Linked DNA regions of Homo sapiens: region 1 is linked to region 2. A link is a contact called in ENCODE Hi-C or POLR2A ChIA-PET data. All regions are on one chromosome and are shown on one strand. Each heading gives the region's core, a stretch centred on a gene start or an enhancer-like site at or near the end of the contact. The rest is flanking DNA. Distances are from core to core; before and after follow the strand shown. Region 1 holds the start of TMEM258 (transmembrane protein 258). Region 2 holds the start of SYT7 (synaptotagmin 7).

Region 1 (5,813 bases), core at 3,063-5,562, 210 kb before region 2:
AGAAAAGCACAGTCTAGGTCCACCATCACCTCCCACTGGCCACCAGTTGGCCAGCCAGGAAATCATTTCTGTACATCTTTTGTCTCCCCCTTTTATCTCCCTCTCTCTTCTCCAAAACTTGTTGCTATCTATCACTTTCATGTAACAATGGACTTAGTGTCCATTAAACTGCCTGAGAAGTGGTTTGAGCCTGACATATTTTCCTGAGCTAAAAAAGGAAAAGTACCTCTGTGGCCTTCTTGCCATTAAGATCAAGTAAAAAAGGGACTAGCACTACTGAAAAGGGTCACGCTAGAAAAGCCTTAGAATCCTCTCTCCACCCCGTGAAGGTTTCTCTAGCTGTAGCTCTTAAGGGTACAAGACGGCAAATATTCTGGGGTGAAGGAGGTATAATGGGGAAACACATTTATTTTCCCCTTTTAAACTTCCCTGCTGCCCCAGTCTTTGCCTTCTTCTTAGTGGATCCCTTGGGTTCTGGCTCCTTGCGCTTAGCTGAAGAGAGTGAGCCGGTCACCTTGAAGAAATCATCCAGGCGGCCCTGGGTGCTGCCTTGGCGGCTCTTACTCAGCCTCTTGACCCCACTGCGGATTCGCTCCTCAGAGAACTGCTTTTCACCACACATGAACTTGATCAGCTCTTCTTCATTTGGCTCGCTCCACTTCAGCTCCACAGACTCTGGGTCCAGCACCTCAGGTTCCAAGAAGAGCTGGTGAGCCTCCTTGTGGAGCCAATTTTCTGGCACAGGGTACTTGTTGGGGTCAAGTCGCCGCACGATCTCCTCGATGCTCTTGTGCTTCTGGATGAGGTCCACAGCCCGCTTGGGCCCAATACCCCGGATACTCTCACAGTAGTCACTGCCTAGCAGGATGCACAGATCCACAAACTGTTCCTGGTTCAGGCCCAGCTCCTGCAGAATCCGGCTCAGGTGGAATTCCTGGATTGGCAGCTTTTTGGCTTCACTGGCAGTCAGGTGTCGCATTAGCACAGGGCTGCCGAAGGTGAGGCAGTCCATGTCCTCGGTAGCCGCAGCATAGACTTTGCCAGCCTTCACCAGGGCAGCACAGCTGGCCTCTGCCTCACTGGGTGCATCAAGATAAGGGATGCCCATGAGGCTCAGCAGATGTTTGCACTCATCATTGTGCTGCTTAGTGACCTTCACCAGCCGCTTAGTGAATTTTTCCACCTCCTGCTCGGCCCCAGCAGCCTGAGCCTGCTGCAGCTGCTTCTCTGCCTCAGCCCGCCGCTCACTGCGTTTGGCCAGCTCGCCTGACTTGAGCTGTGGCGGCTTGCCATCAAAGACATACACGGGCTTGATGCCGTTCTCCATCATGCGAATGGTGCGGTAGAACATGCCCATCAGGTGGCTGGTGGTCTCACCCTCCTCATTCTGCAGCACATCCCCACCCTGGCGAACAGCAATCAGGAACTGATAAATGCTCATAGAGGCATCAATGGCCACCTTACGGCCAAAGTAGCTCTTGATGTCATTCTCCCGGATGGCACTGGGGGCCACATCAGCAATTAGTTTGGCCAGGCCTTGAATTCCCATGGCAACACAGAGGAGGGATGACTAAAAAAGAAAGGCAAGTCAGAGACGGAGGAAAGGAGAAAGGTTATAACTGGTGTTATCTCACCAACTTCATGCCTTCAACTAAATTCCACACAACAAAAAGGACACCATGTCAGCACTGCTAAAGATAAAAAGATGAACAAGGTCCCCATTCTCAAAAAACTCAGTCTAGCAGGAGAATTTACTCAATAGTAAGGCTCAACGAGTACCAGAAATTGAACCACGTGCTTAGAGAAATAAGATACTGTTGATATTCTAAGGTAGCAGCATTATTTATTACACAAAAAAAACCTGCAACATAGGTCTCCATCAAGGACCACAGAAGGCCAGGATGCTTGGCCTGGCTTGAGGAGTCCAGGGACCATAATGGCAGACCTGAAAGACAGGCAAATACACCAGCTAAACAAACAGATCTGATTTGTTTTGAGTCTCTGGAGAACCCTGACTAATAAGGCAGCCTTGAAAAAGGATTGCAAACATATCTGAATGGAGGTGATGTGGCTTTCTCACAAGCTTCTCTAAACTCTCTTCATCATCGCCTCAGCACATAAGAGTTTCTACTTTTATTATAATGTTGCTAGAGTTTCAAGTCTTTCCCTTTGCGTTTTCTCGCCACCACTCAGTCTGAAATGTTAACTCCATGGCTCCTCCCCAGGTCCTGATTTAGGGGTCTGGCATGCTGTAGTCACTGGGCTCAAAAGAGTATTGCACTTCAGAGTTCAGTGTTTCCCAGATAGCAGTGTTTCCCAAATCACCCTCACGATTTTTGCTACTTCCAACTAAAACCCGTACTTTCATTCACTTAGAATTTTTTTTAAAAAACTAAACTGGAAAACTCATAAGCAATAATATTTGTGTTCTATTAGTTATATTTTAATATGTATTAAATGTATAACTATTAAAAAGGATTTTTAGGGGGTGCAATTTAAAATCATCTTGCCATCCTGGCCAACACGGTGAAACCCTGTCTCTACTAAAAATACAAAAAAAAAAAAAATTAGCTGGGTGTGGTGGTGTGCACCTGTAATCCCAGCTACTCGGGAGGCTGAGGCAGGAGAATCGCTTGAACCCAGGAGGCAGAGAATGCAGTGAGCCGAGATTGTGCCGCTGCACTCCAGCCTAGCAAGAGAGTGAGACTCCGTCTCAAAAAAATAAAAAACTCATCTTGTGCCCACTGTTGGTATGTGTCCAATACTCCAAGAAATATTCTACTGGGGCCAGGCACAGAGGCTCTGGGCAGTAATCCCAGCACTTTGGGAGGCCGTGGTGGGAGGATCACATGAGCCCAGGAGTTCCAGGCTACAGTGAGCTATGATTGTGCCACCACACTCCAGCCTGGGCAACAGAGCAAGACCCTGTCAAGAAAAGAAAAGAAGACAAAAGAAAAGAGAAAGAAGAAACGAAAGACTCCATCAGGCCTTTTCATTGTTCCCACTCTTTCTTCACAGGGTTCTTTCTAGAGCATCAATGACTGTTCAATTCTTCCTTCTAATTCAGTCCAAACACTTCAGCATGGCATCACGATCTTTCATGTTCTGGTTCCCAACCTAACCCTACATTCTGGGATCTCAACAGAAAGCTGGAATAAGGCCCGCCTTTTCCCACTTTTCCTTAGCTGTGCCCTCCTCTCGCCATCCTCTCACGCGTCCTTCCAGGTCCATCCCTGGATTATTAATCAATTAATAATTAATTGACAATGAATTATTCATTTGATTAATATGAATAATTCCCCTGTGAACTGCAGCGGCAAAAGCTCTGGCCTTGAATCTAGGCGCGGCATTTACCATCCGTGTGACATTACCAAGCCACTGAGGTTTATTTTCTCGTCTACAGAAGAAGAACGATTACCATGCCTGTCTCTCAGGGCTGCTGCCAGGGTTAACTGAGACAACAGACAGAAACCTCTAATGTCCCCTCTCCAGGCCTGTTCAACCCTTCGGCTCTTGCCTCAAGCCGGCCGCGCTGCTGGAGTGTGGACTGAGGACCAGACCATGTAGCCCTTGATCCCCTCACGGCGTCCCACAGACAGGTAGGCAGGAAAGGGGCCTAAACAACTCAAGTGTCAGAAATGTTTCTCGTCCAAGGTCTTAGGAAAAATACAACACGACCCCATAAGGTGGAACTTATTACCGCTTTTCTACAATGGAGGAAAGAGAGGCTCGGAGCTTACGCGACTGGCCCAAGGCTCACAGGGGGAAAAGTGGCGGGACCTCTTGACTGCGAATCCCGCGCACTCCAGACCCCGGCTCCCCACGGCCCCCAGCGCCAAGCGGACCCCGTCGCTCCCGGAGGCGCTTCCCATGGGGTCTCACCTGGCCTTTGGGACACGCGGCCTCGGCGGCTAAAGCTTGGTTCGGGGTTGCCCCGGGCAGGCGGTCCTAAGCTCGCTCTCCCTTCTCAGCTTAGCGGCGGGTGGCCTGACGTTCAGCCGCCTTCCAAAGCCCGCGCTCCCGTCACGTGACCTGCTCGCCACGCACAGCCTCTTGGGGCGCGTAGTGCAGGCTGCGTCCCCTCAGACGGCTGCTCTCATGGCAACCAGTCCCTCCAGGGAGAACAGAGTCTCTCAGCGACCCTGGCGTACCCTTCTCCACCGCTTGTCCCCACTCCACCCACACCAGGTCCCCGCAGGCCCCTGCTCCCTCTACACCCGAAATCGCAGGACTACAAGTCCCTCAATGCCACTTGCGCCGGAGGCACTTCCTTTTCCGGTTGTGCTAGGCGCCTGCTCCTGCCGACGTGTTCTTCCGGTGGCGGAGCGGCGGATTAGCCTTCGCGGGGCAAAATGGTGAGAGCGTTGAGGGGAGTTCCAGACGGAGATGCGAGGACCCCTCGGGGTCTGACCCACACCGCGCTTATCTCCTCAGACGCCGGAGATCCAGAGGGCTAGACGCTCCTGGAACCTCCGGCTTGGGCTGAAGGGTGGGGAAGGGGGAAGCCCCTTGCCATGAACTCCTTAGGTTTCTCAGCTCGCGATTTCTAAGGGCGAGAGGCGTGGGGCGAATTTTGAATACCTTCCAGTTTGTATATCTCTGTTATCGGTGGTGTGTTATCTTTATTTGGAAAGTTCTTCTGCCGAACCCGTGCCCATCCTACAATGCCCTGGGCAAATGTTTATTGGTGAAGCACTTCCAACTCTCAGGCACTTGGCCAGACTTTCCTAGGAGCGCCCACAGCCTCTGTACAGATCTCTGGCCACGTTCCATGGACTTCTTTGTTTTCGGCCACGCCTCCTAGTGACCACCGTCTGACGCGCATCTAGCTCTGGGATGATGTCTATTCATCTTTGTATTCTCAGTGCCAAACAGAGGGCCCGTAATTGGAAGCTCAATAAATGGCAGTGATTGTCTTTATCATTTTGGGGGAAGGGGGCCGTGATTGTTTACTGAATTGAATTCCAGTGTCTCAGAACAATGGGGGCAGTTTACTTCTCTAGAGTTGTTATGTTCTGGATTTTAGAAGCATTGGCTGACCGGTGACAATGAAGTTAACATTTGTACAGATCTTTACGTTTACAGCCCTCTTTCATAAAAGACATTATCTCATCATCTTCCCTACAGCCTTAGGAAGGAAGCAAATACCTGTTGAGCAAAATACTCCCTGCTAGGCACTAGATGCTTTGATTCATCATCTTTCTTATTTTTCAGTTCTGTGAAATAGATATTACAGTCGCTTTACTCAGACTCAGATTACTCAGAACCAGAACTTGAATGTCTTGACCATAGCTCACAAGATTCCATAATAGCATAGGTAGTGAGGAAAATACTGAATTAGAAATTGAGGGCCAGGCGCGGTGGTTCACTCCTGTAATCCCAGCACTTTGGGAGGCTGAGGCGAGCGGATCAGGAGGTCAGAAGTTCAAGACCAGCCTGGCCAGCAAGGTGAAACCCTGTCTCTCCTAAAAATACAAAAAATTAGCCGGGCATGGTGGTTCACGCCTGTAATCCCAGCTGCTCGGGAGGCTGAGGCAGGATAATCACTTGAACCCAGAAGGCGGAGCTTGCAGTGAGCCGAGTTGGCACCACTGCACTCCAGGCACTCCAGCCTGGGCGATAGAGCAAGACTGTCTGGAAAAAAAAAAAAATTGAGCCTGGGCGCGGCAACTCACACCTGTAATCTCAGTACTTTGGGAGGCCGAGGCAGGCAGATCACCTGAGGTCAGGAATTCAAGACCATCCTGGCCAGCATGGCAAAACCCCATCTCTACTAAAAATACAAAAATTAGATGTGGTGGTGCGCACCTGTA
Region 2 (5,196 bases), core at 1,349-3,848:
TGTAAGAAACAGGCTATAAGCCCTCAGATGGGAGCAAGCACTGGGTCTCCTCATGAATCCCACAGTGGTTAGCAAAGGGCTGGGAGTCTCAACCAGAGTGATTCTTACTCCAGGTTCTCTCACCAGCTCCCCAGGGTGCTGGCTCCGGGGCCTTTAGCTCCCTGGGTCAGTTCCTTCTCTTCTAGAGGCCTTGCCTTCATCACCTGACACTTGCAAGGGGCAGCCTGGGGCATCTCTCAGATGTCCTCTCTGTCAACTCTGAAAAACTTTAGATGCTTAGTAAAGACCTGTTGAGTGGTGGTGATGAGGAATTCTGCTCTCCCTCTCTGGACTTTCAGATTGATGGGTGGAGGGATCTGGAGTGGGGAGATTCCTCAGCAGGGAACCTGTCTGTGTGCCCATCTGTTGTGGGAGGGTGAGGGGTGCCCTATTTGCTCTTTTTTTTTTTGAGACCGGGCTCACTCTGTTGCCCGGGTTGGAGGGCAGTGGTGCAATCATGGCTCACTGCAGCCTCAAACTACTGGGTTTAAGCCATCCTCCCGTCGCAGCCTCCCGAGTAGCTGAGACCCCAGGGGCGCACCACTACACTGGGCTAATTTTTTTTTTCTTTGTAGATATGGGGTCTCACCATGTTGCTCAGGCTGGTCTCAACTCCTGGGCTCAAGTGATCTTCCCGCCCCGTCATCCCAAAGTGCTGGGCTTACAGGTGTGAGCTACCATACCCAGCCCCTGTTTACTCTTTACTAGGGTAATGAGAGAGGCAGCTGGGGTGGGTGGGGGAATGAGCCAAGGTTGCAGACCTTGCAGTCCCAGCCTGTTGGCTTAGCTTTCTGGGGTTTGCCAGGTCCCAAAGCAGAGTGTAGATAACTCCTGGGTTCTTGGCTGTACTTGGGTGAGTGGGGGGAAGACAGCTGTGAGGTGTATGGAATAGGATGGCCCTTCCCCAGAGGGTGAGGGCTGAGATTTCTGGCCACTGAGGAATTGTGGCCTTAACCTACGATGCCTTTTTTCCTTCCATTTTTATGTAGAACATTCATTCCCAGGAAATCTGCTCTCCACTGGAACAGTCTTCATGGAGGTTTGCTGGGGGAACTTCCTTATCTTTTTCTCAACCGGAAAAGCTGTAGGTGGAGGTGAATGTGTATGTGTGTATGTGTGTGTGTGGTGGTTGTTGGGGATAGCCTCCATGTGATTTCAAGGGGATGGGGTCTGTTTGTGTGTGTGTCGGGGAGACTTGAGATAGAGGGTTGTTCCTGGCTGCCTTCCACACTGTGGGCAGGTGGAGGTGTGGCTGGGCATGAGTAGTGCAGTATAAAGCCAGCAAAAGTGGATTTCTCAGGGTGGAAATAATAATCCTTGACTCTAGGAAGCCTGGCTCACCTGCAAACTGCATTCTCAGCACAGGGGAGGGCAGGATGCTGCCACAGACCCAGGGATTTTGCCCTCTTACCTGACCCATCAGTGAAGGGTAGGGGCAGCACCTGTATTGTGGGGAGCGTCAGTGTATGTGTCTCTTTGTGTGGGCAGCATGTCTGTGTGGGTGTGTGTGTGGGGGGCATCATGTCTGTGTGTGTGTGTGTGTGTGTGTATGTAGGTGATTACGTGTGTAGGTGTGTGCAGGGAGGTCTCTGTGCCTACCATACCACTAATGGTTCATTTCTGGGTTTTTCTTATCCTTAGGAGACAGGTCTCTTCTCCTCCCTGCCCCAGAATCAAATCATCCAAATTCTGTAGAGAAATGAGTGTTCACCTGATTTAGACTGTGCTGAGCCGGCAGAGAGGCAGAGGGGACCAAGAGAGGTCCAGGGTTGGAAGGAGAAGGAGGGATTTCCTTCCTACCCTCCGAAGTGCTAGGGTCAAGGAATAGAGGGGAGGATCAGAGGAGGAGCTGCTGCTATAGAGGGATAGCCAGAGGCTGAAAAGTCTATTTTCTTCTTTCGTGGGGCTGGGTTAGGTGAGGAGGGTCACTAGGCCAAACCTCCTACCGAGGGCAGGGATCTTAGCCCTTTCGGCTCCACCTGTGTGCGAGCTTGCAGAAAGACCGGACTGGCGGACCCAGGCTCAGCGCTGCCAAAAATTCCACTCCTGGTTTTTGCACACACCAGTCCGTCTGCCCCGGACCGCCGCGGTGTTGAGTCCGGAGCTGACGCCCTCGAGCCGCCAGCAAGCGGAAAACCCGGAGTGGATCTCCACGCCTTTTGGATCGGAGCCAAAGGGCACCTCGGAGGAGGTGGCCGGCTCTGCGGCCCTGCCCGGTGCCAGGCCGCGGCCATCGGGGGAGCACGGGCTGGGGGTGGGTCGCGCAGCGGAGCCGGATCCCCTGGCCGGACGAGCCCGGCCGTGGGGCTCGGCGGCCCTCCCCGCGGGGACTGCGAGGCGGGCGGGGCGCGGGGCGGCGGCCGTGCCCTCGGGGCGGCTTCGGGCGGCGGCGGGCGCGGGTGCAGTGCGGCGCGCGGCCGGCAGCGGGCGCAGGCGGTGGCTGTGGCCGCGGCGTTCGGCGGCTGGCGGGCGGCGCCGGCGGTGCCCCGGGCGCGCTCACACACGCGCTCACACACACACATACACACGGCCTCGTACACACACACACGCTCCGGCGCGCACACGCGGCGCGCAGGCCGGAGGGAGGCGGCTCGGCGCTGTTCGGCGGCGGCGGCAGCGTGCTCCGCGGGCGGGCGGGAGGGCTGGCGGGCGGCCCCCGCTCCCCGGCTCCGCGGCTAGGTGCAGCCCGCTCGGCCCCCGCCCTCGGACCCGCCCCCGGGGGTCGCCCGGCCCCATGCCCAGCGGCGGCGGCGGAGCAGCGCGCGGCCGCGGGCGGCTCTGAGGAGCCCGGAGGGAACCGGCGACGAGGGGACCATGTACCGGGACCCGGAGGCGGCCAGCCCAGGTAAGCGCGGCCCCGGCGGGCTGGGGCGCCCCGCACCGGCGGGCAGGACAGCGGCAGCGCCGGACGCCGTCTCGGAGCCCCAGCCTGGGGCTGTTGTCCGCCCGGAGCCGCACGGGCTCCCCCAGGGGTCATCCCAGCCCCGGGGGCGCGGGATCGAGCGGCAGCGGCTCGGACCCCGGTCCCCCGCAGTCTGGACACTGCCAGGCTGGATGTCTGGGACCGGCTTCGCAGTGTCCCCACAAGGACCTCTCCCCCACCCCTCAACAGCCCAAGGACAACGTGTGTGGCGGAGCGAGGAGCCGCTGCCCCTGTGGGAGCCGGGCAGTGCCCTCAGAGGCACCCGAGGCTCCCCAGCACCGGTGCCCCGGGGGTGCCAGCGCTGGCGGACCCCAGGGCGAGGATCCCGGCAGCTCTTGGCCAAGGTTGCGGGCACAGGGGAGCGGAGTGGCATCGCAGTGCCAACTGTGAATTGAGAGGGTGCCAGGGGGCAAGTGGGAATCTGGTGCGGCAGCTGGGCAGGGAGGTTCTGGGGGGTGGGGAACTGCAGGGGCGTTGATGGGTGAGACGGGGGTGCCTGAAGGGAAAGAGAGCAGGGGCTCATGAGAATGGGGGTGCCAAGAGAATGTTCTCCTAGGTTTGGGGAGGGGGAAGCAAACAACCCCAAACTCTCTCCCGTCCTGGGGTGGGGGAGGGCCGAACTCCTTTGCCTTCTGCTTCGCCCGCCAGGGGAGTGGCCTGGGAGCCCACTGTCTGCTTGGTATCCTCTAAGCCAAAGCCGAAGAATCTTCCCGTCTTCCTCGGAAATTGCTCTGCCATTTCCTCCTTGGCTCCTGATGCCTCCTCACCCAGTGCCCACCTGTAGGCAGGTCCCCTGCAGCTCCTGCCCAGGCTCCATCCCCGCTCCCACCTGGGGTGCTCCACCCAGTCCCAGCACCCCCAGTCTGCCAGTTCTGGCATCAGGGTCTGTTTCTGGGCTTCTCTCTGATGCTAAAAGCACGACTCCCCAGCCCAGGATGTGCTCCCAAACGAAGAGCCTCCAGGCTCCCTCCTGCCAGCCTCCTGGGGGCGGCGGTGCTGTAGGGAAGGAAGGGCTCTAAGACCCTGCACAGAAGGAGCCTGCAGCCCTGAGGCTCCTGAAGGCAGTCCAGTGGGTGCTGGCTTTGCCCACTGTTGCCCTAGCCCCACATTTGCTCTTTCCCCTCTAGGGGCAGCCTCAGCCTGTCCCTGCCTCCTGAGGAATCGGCTCCCACCCCCCATCGATTCTTTTCAGTCCAGTCGATATTGAGGACGACCCACTGGGCGCCAGGCACTGCCCTCACTCAGCACTTGGATATGAGGGTGAGAGATTCAGTCTCCTTCTCTGGAACCTTGCGCCCTTCTCTGAATGTCCTCTAGGTGAGGGCTGAAGGGGCATTGCCTGTGGAGAGCCCTCCCCTCATCTGTCTGGACCTAGGTCACCTACCCTGGCATCTTCGTCGAAGAGGCCGCCGGCTTCCAGCCCATGGCCCGTGGCAGGAGTATTCTCTTGCTCTGCTCACCTTCTTAGAAGCCAGTAGCTTAGTTCAGAAGCCAGCTCTGGGGTATGAGGATGGAAGGTAGGGAAGAAATAAGGACACTATCCATCCCCTCGCCCACCAGGCTGGCAGCCTCCCCTCTGGCCTGTTAGGCCACTGGCCTGGGGCTGTGCCCTCTCCCCTCTCCCTCCCTCCTCTTTCCTCCCATGCCTGGGCACCATGACATCACCACTCCTCCAAGCACCTCTGCCCTCACCACGGAGGCCAGCTTGACGTGCTTGGCATCTTCTAGGCAAAGGGTCTGGAGTCCAGTACCATCCCTGGTGTGCTGGCAGCCCTCAACTCTTCCCTCACCCCCTCCTTGAATGGGCCTCTCTGGCTGCAGTTGGGACCTGTCTTGCCCACCCCAGTTGCAGCTGCGGGACCCACCAGTGCCTGTGGTAGGGCAGCTGTGACTGGGAAAGGGGCTGGCCTGAGGCTGACTCCTCTCCGGTGTGGGCATTGGGCTGGGTGGGGTCAGACATAGGCTGGAGAGGGCACAGTCTGCCTTTGAGCCTAGTCATCTGGGGTCCTTGAGGAGTCAAAGATCTCATTCTGGCCTCTGCCCTCTGGCATCCCTGCCCACCTTTGTAGGCTCTATAGTTCCAGGTCAGATTTCCCTTCCCCCCAGCTCCCCCAAGGCTCCCTAGACTCAGCTCCCCAAGCCAGGGCTCTGTGTCCCCCATTTCTGCCTCCCCATCTCCCCTTGGCTGGTACTGGTTGGTACTGAGATATGCAAATTGATTTATGTGTAACTCA

Evidence for each region. A loop is a pair of places that touch in the nucleus more often than their neighbours do. ChIA-PET counts read pairs that join two places held with the same protein, here RNA polymerase II (POLR2A). Pooled maps may share reads with other maps.
Region 1: a loop to region 2 is called in a map of CD8-positive, alpha-beta T cell, with 4 times the contacts of the local background. The contact joins the promoter of TMEM258 here to the promoter of SYT7 in region 2. A Hi-C loop is called at or near these places in 2 of 168 maps with a recorded cell type or tissue (both CD8-positive, alpha-beta T cell) and 8 of 50 pooled maps. POLR2A ChIA-PET finds 5 or more read pairs at or near these places in 1 of 52 experiments (T-cell).

The regions. Positions count from the first base shown.
Region 1 is chr11:61,791,098-61,796,910 of GRCh38, reverse strand. It overlaps TMEM258 (transmembrane protein 258), which reads left to right and starts at 4,312. Exons shown (of 4, transcript NM_014206.4): 1 at 4,312-4,355. The coding sequence starts at 4,353. It overlaps FEN1 (flap structure-specific endonuclease 1), which reads right to left and starts at 4,000. Exons shown (of 2, transcript NM_004111.6): 1 at 3,883-4,000; 2 at 1-1,570. The coding sequence starts at 1,549. The coding sequence ends at 407. It overlaps MIR611 (microRNA 611), which reads left to right and starts at 4,350; the gene lies at 4,350-4,416. RefSeq lists enhancers at 1,065-1,565, 3,111-4,086, 4,000-4,294, 4,087-5,064.
Region 2 is chr11:61,578,478-61,583,673 of GRCh38, reverse strand. SYT7 (synaptotagmin 7) reads left to right here and starts at 2,598. Exons shown (of 13, transcript NM_001365809.2): 1 at 2,598-2,884. The coding sequence starts at 2,854. LOC105369331 (a long non-coding RNA gene) reads left to right here. Exons shown (of 5, transcript XR_950166.3): 3 at 1; 4 at 1,029-1,078; 5 at 1,681-2,268. RefSeq lists silencers at 2,148-2,307, 2,318-2,467, 2,488-2,577.